Regions from separate parts of the Mus musculus genome. Here region 1 is linked to region 2. The links are chromatin loops, found by intact Hi-C in ENCODE. Cell type or tissue: heart. All regions are shown on one strand. Each heading gives the region's core, and the rest is flanking DNA. Links, peaks and the distances in the headings are about the cores only.

Evidence for each region. Hi-C counts contacts between places; a loop is a spot of excess contacts. Peaks named below come from ENCODE experiments on the same cell type or tissue, not always from the same donor. Only the 100,000 strongest peaks of a DNase experiment are listed, where the experiment ranks them.
Region 1: a loop joins it to region 2, with 16 times the contacts of the local background. A loop is called at or near these places in 23 of 42 quality-filtered maps.

The regions. Positions count from the first base shown.
Region 1 is chr2:157,603,878-157,606,780 of GRCm38, forward strand. No RefSeq gene overlaps it. Among named protein-coding and RNA genes, the nearest start is that of Platr27, 8.0 kb to the left of the region's middle. In heart, for the core only: a CTCF peak has its summit at 1,335 (motif pointing right); no DNase peak of the experiment used is centred there; H3K27ac peaks cover 251 bases; H3K27me3 peaks cover 2,065 bases.
Region 2 is chr2:158,202,722-158,205,624 of GRCm38, forward strand. It overlaps D630003M21Rik (RIKEN cDNA D630003M21 gene), which reads right to left. Exons shown (of 14, transcript NM_177657.5): 10 at 1,939-2,087; 11 at 352-490. Among named protein-coding and RNA genes, the nearest start is that of 1700060C20Rik, 12 kb to the left of the region's middle. In heart, for the core only: CTCF peaks have their summits at 1,591 (motif pointing left) and 1,804; DNase peaks (open chromatin) are centred at 1,601 and 1,910; H3K27me3 peaks cover 440 bases.

The sequences.
Region 1 (2,903 bases), core at 269-2,768, 600 kb before region 2:
AAACATTAGCACATACTCTCTCTCCCTCTCCTCCTCTCTCTTCCTCTCCCCCCCACCCCAACACTTGCAGGTAATGAGCTATGACAGAAAGGTTTGTCCTAGCTCATGGCTCTGGCCCAAGGAGCAAAGAATAGCTCTGCAGATGGCTTTGTTGACAGAGTTCTGGTGTGGCACAGGTAAGATACAGGAAGCAGGTGGCAGAATCGGCCACACTGGTTCTTACAGCAAGCCCACTCTTCTGAGAAACTATTAATTCCTTCAAACTCCAATCTCACAAATAAGTCTATCTACACAGTGGGGGTGGAGCCCCAGCCACCTTGTGATGGTCCCACCTCTTAATGGAGTACCATGAGGATTAAATTCAACGTGAGATTCTGGGACAAGGCATACTGGTGCCACCCGCATAGGGGTATGTGGTTTTATTCCTTTCCCATGTTAGTAGCAATTGATGGGTTATTGACTAGCCTTGCTTTATCTGTGTAATTGCTTATTCCCCTGCCCCGTGCACGTGTGTGTGTGTGTGTGTGTGTGTGTGTGTGTGTGTGTGTGTAAGCTCGAAGTTGACATCAGGTGTCTTCTTCCTTCCTTAGTCTCTTCTCTATTTATTGAGGCAGACTCTCTAGCTGAGCCCAGAGCTTGCTAATTCCACCTAGTCAACTTAGCCAGCTTGCTCCAGGGATTCCCCTGCCTCTGCCTATAGGAGTTGCAGAAATTACATTTTAGCTAGCCAGCTTTTAGTTTCTTTCTCCTTTTGACCATAATTCCATGGAGGTCAGGGCTAGGGCTGGACCTGCTCTGCCCATAAGAACTGCTCAGCAAGCACAAGGCACTGTCTATACCGTGAAAAGCTAGCAACCCTAATGTCAAATCTAAGGGCTTGCACCAGGACACTGGATCCTGGTATTCTTCTTTCTCCCCTACAGGCCAAAGTCCCCGAGGGCGGGAGAGCACCCAGAAGAGGCCTGAAACCACAGCCTGAGTGAGGGCTGGTGAGATGCTGAGATGGGTGGTGCCCCTGCCTCCTTGCTTGTCCCTGGGGAAGCCTGGCCCCATCTACATCCTCCTACCCCAGGGGAACTAGGTACACAAAGCCCTATCTGCATTTCTACCAACAGTAGCATTTTACTTTGTAAATGCCATCTGCTCAAGTATAGGGGAGCTGGCATCGTGGCAGCTCCCCTATACTTGAGTGGTCTGCACCTTTGGGGCGGTGGGTGTTTACCTGTCTGTGAATTTCTCCGCAAAGGACTTTCCGGACAGTGATTAGAACTTGCGCCCCCTGTCAAGTCGGGTCTCAGGCAGGTGAAGAGTCTGGCTGCGTGTTCACCGCTCTCCACCAGGGGGCGCCAACGCTCCGCGGAGAGACCACGCTCAGACCGGCTGAGGCTATCGCATCCCCTCTGCTCTGAAAAATAAAGTGAGATTGTGGAAGGAGACTACTTAATCTTTTAAATCCCAGTTCCATAACACAAAACCTCTCTTTAGACTTCATGGGTGCACACGTGGAGAAAGTAGGGAGTGCTTTTCCCTAACTGGGCTGCCTAGAGCCACTCATAAGCAAGGGCTTGGATTTAATGACCCCTCTCCCTTCAGAGATCTGAAGCTGCTAAGGAAGTGTGTGAGCCACCGTTCATGCCCCCTCCTCTCCATGTTCTGTAACACAGGCATCTTGGGAAACAGATACCTCCTGCTCCCTTCCTGCCTCTCTAACATCCTTTCTCAACCCCGAGACTTCAGAGGTGGCTGGGCACAGCCAGAGGTCTTGCCCATTCCCAGATTTTGTGTATCTGGACAGTGAGACAGCCATCTGAGTCCAAGGTTGGATCTCTCAGGATGTGCTGTGCAATCAGGTGCTCTCCCCCTACTCTTCCAGCCCCCACTGTGGGCCAGGCCTTCTGCTGCTTGCTAGGCACAAGGCAGGAAACAGGGAAGCCAGGCTTTGTCTCAGGGTCTGCCTTTCCAGGGGTGGGAGAGATGGTCTAACTAGTGAGCACCAGTTACAGATAGTAATGATAGAAGCCACAATGGGAACTAGGCAAGGCCATGCACATCTGCAATCCTAGTTTGTGAGAGGCTAAGACTGAAAAATAGCAAGTTTGAGGCTAGCCTCGGTTACATAAAAAACATCCTGTCTTAAAAATTAATCGATTGGGGGACTGGAGAGGTGGCTCAGCAGTTAAGAGCACCGACTGCTCTTCTAGAGGTTCTGAGTTCAATTTCCAGCAACCACATGGTGACTCACAACCATCTGTAATGGGATCTGATGCCTTCTTCTGGTGTCTGAGGACTGCAACAGTGTACTTGAATATGTATGTATAATCATTTTTTTAAAAGAATAAATTTCTTTTTAAAAACCAGCTGATTCATTGATTGATTAAGTGGAGAAAGGCTAACGATGCAGCGTTTAAGCCATGAGCTGGGAGATGCGGCCTAGCCACATCGAGGCCAGGCAAGCAGGAGCGACACAGAAAAGGAAAGATCAGAGTCGTTCTCCTGAAAGCGTCTGTGGTGCTGGGTGGGATCTGTTGGGAGCCCGAAGTCCCTAGGAAACTGATGGCATAATTCAGGGGGTCTATGGGTGGACGTTACAGCAGGGTTGAGAGGGAGGAGACAGGCAAGGGTGCTGGCTGGTGGACAGAGGCACCTTTGACCAAGGTGTGTGTGTGTGTGTGTGTGGTGGGGGATGGGGGAGGCTTGCATGAACTGTAGGCAGAAGGCAAACCAGAACAGAATCTTGGACTCCACCCCTCCTCCTTTGCCCTGCTCTGGGGTGGGGGTCAGTGTGGGAGATGGGAGTCGTGAGTGGGTGAGTGAGTTGAAGTTCTACAGGCAAGTATTGGGCTCCAGATCTCAGCCTGGCCTCAGATCACACTGGTTGCATGGCAGACCTCATCCTTGAGTCC
Region 2 (2,903 bases), core at 196-2,695:
CCCCAAGTGAAGGGTTACCAACAGCTCCAGGCTCAGACTTCAGATGTGCAACCACAGTGGGCAGCATATGCCAGCCCTGGATTCCCCATGTGTGGTGGGGAATCCCCAAAGCTCCTTTGTCACTGATAAGAGACCATGCTGGAAGACAAGGATATTCACAAGTACACTAGTCTGGGGCACACACACAGCCAGTGCTCAATAAATGCAGCCCCTGTGACTGTATCTTAATCACTGTTTGAATGCATGTTTTCTGCCTTGCCCCAAACACCAAGGCCTGCCAGCTTGATATGTTAACTGCAGAACATAGTGAGCCCTGTAAAAATGCCATGTCCCCTGTAGCCTCCCCTTCACCTGGTGGATGGCAGTCTCCAGGTGGCCCAGGCGGACGCGGAGCTCCAGCCTTCGGAGGAGTTGATTGGACGCAGTGACCAAGTCATGAAGCTGACCATCCACAAGGTTGTACAGGGCAGCAGCCTCGGTCAGATGGCTCCTGGGACGGGGCAAGAGGGTGAAAAAGATGTTCTTCTCTGTGCTCTCATCAGGCAAGTGCCTGCCCTCCTAATCTGTGGCCACAGCTGGGCTGCCAGCCACTGACTTACTGTGTGACCTAGAGCAGGTCCCTAGCCTTCTCTGGGCCTCAGTGGCAAACCTGAGGGTGCCACAGGAACTGAAATGATTCTTCTCCTTTTTGGTGGAGTATTAAGCCAGCTGGGTAGATCCGAGTCTGAACCCCAACTCTGCTAACTGCTAGCGTGGGTCCTTGTGCAACATCACCACTTCGGGGGTCTCTGGCTCCACAGGTGGATTTCTGAGTTCGAGGCCAGCCTGGTCTACAGAGTGAGTTCCAGGACAGTCAGAGCTATACAGAGAAACCCTGTCTCGAACCCCCCCCCCAAAAAAAAGTGGGGATAGTAACAGAACTCACTTCCTGGAGTGGCTGTGAGCAGCGAGTGATCTGAGCAGGGGCTTCCAGAAGCTCAGAGCTCACATTCCACTCCAGGCCGGCATCAGGCCCTGACCGTGAAACTTTCTAGTACTGCTTCCGGGGTTCTGGCCAGCCAGGGGACCTTGGACCTTCCCTATGTCATGAGAAACATTCAGTGGAGTGTCAGGCCCAGGAGGCTGGGTGGCATTCACCCATTTGCAACATGCTATCTTCCTGACCTCCATTCTGCAGGGAACAGGTGCAGAGAGGGTAGCAACTGTAACCAGTGATGGTCTTTTGTCTCGGATAGAGACTCAGGGTCAAAGGCTGGTTTCAAATTCCTATGTAGCCAAGAATGGCATTGAACCTGGGGTCCACCTGCCCTGCTAGGCATTTTTAAATTGGCCAAAGCCAGAGGATCTAAAGCCAGGGGACTTCTCCCATGGAGGTGCTTGGTGAAGGGAGAAACCTGGAGTCTCCCATCCCTTCCTGGGAGCCGGTTTTCAAACAAAGATGATGGAAGGAAAGGTGCCTTTTCAAGGGACCCCAGTCACGGATCCGACATTCATCAGAAAAAAAGTCCAAAACTCCTGAAGGAATGGGGAGCCACAAGGGCTGCAGGGATGAGCACAGAACAGCAAAGTGCTGCGGTGAGCATGGGCCCACAGCGCCCCCTGGTGGAACTCCAGGTCAAAGGTCTGGAGGGACCTCAGGTAGTCAAGATGGGCTGGGTGAAGCAGGTGAGGCAGTGACATGGTGGATAACAACAAGGCATTGTGAGGGGCAGGAGATGGAAAAGGGAGAGATCCGTGTGTGGAGGGGGGAGACAAGAGCGGAAGTCCTTCAATGCCTGTCTCTGGCTAAAGATGAAGGAGGGGCTGGTGAGGTTATCCCCAAGGTTCAGAGGGTAAGAAGGTGGCTTCCCTAGCCTCACCCTACGCATTCTCTTCACAGGGCGGCCCCACTCCTGAACTGTAACTGGGAATGAAGGAGGGGAGACCGGGTGTCTATACCTGACATCGGGGTTAGCATTTAGCCCGCTGGCCTCTTGCTGCAAGCTGGCCAGAGTAGTTCCACCTTCCCTCTGGAGAGCCAGCAGGCCCGGGTCCCTCAGCACCGTCTCCATCAGCTCCTTGGACTTGCTCAGGCACCTGGTAGCCTCCTGCCAACAGAGGGAGGTGTCCTGAGGCGCAATCTCCTCTCACCACCTTCCAGGGATCCCCACAGGGAGAGAGCCTGACTTTCCCAGCTGAGTCCAAGCATCTCCATCTGTCCTTCAATCTCTAACACATCTGAAGCTACGGCCCTCCTATCACCATGGTAACCTCACTGGTCCTAGCTCCCTCTTCTCTCTGGAACACCCATCCCAGACTCTTGGTTGAGCTCTCTGATGCTCTCTGGTTTTCCCTGTAGCCAAAACGTTTGTTTTAAACAAACAAACAAACAAACAAACAAAACAAACAAAAAAACAAAGGGTATACCCCATGATCCCCTTCTTCAAACTCCCCTGGGCTCCGCAGCCCAGCTCCTGGGCCCATCTCTCAGAGATGTGGTTCTTAGCCTCCCCCTAACTCTGCTCCACAGACATGCAGCTACTCTGCCTCAGGGTTGTTGCACATGCTTGCTCTCTGCCTGGAGGCCACTCACCCGCCTCGCTCTTCTCACTCAATCTTACGTTTACAGCATCTGGCACAGCTGGTACTGTCTTCCTTCCCTCCCCCACCCCATTCTTTCCTTTTTCAGCATAGGGTCTCATGTATACTAGGCAATTATTCTCACCACTGATCTATATCCCCAATCCCTCATAACTACGTTTTAAACGGCCACTCTGCCACTGCACCCTGACCCTCACCAGGGCACAGACAGGCAAGCCAGTTCCTCAGGCTGGGTCCCCAGAGCAGGGTGCATGGTGGATGCCCAAGAACTATTGGCTAAAAACTAATGAGTGAAAAGCAGAGTGCCCCTCGCCAAGTGTCCC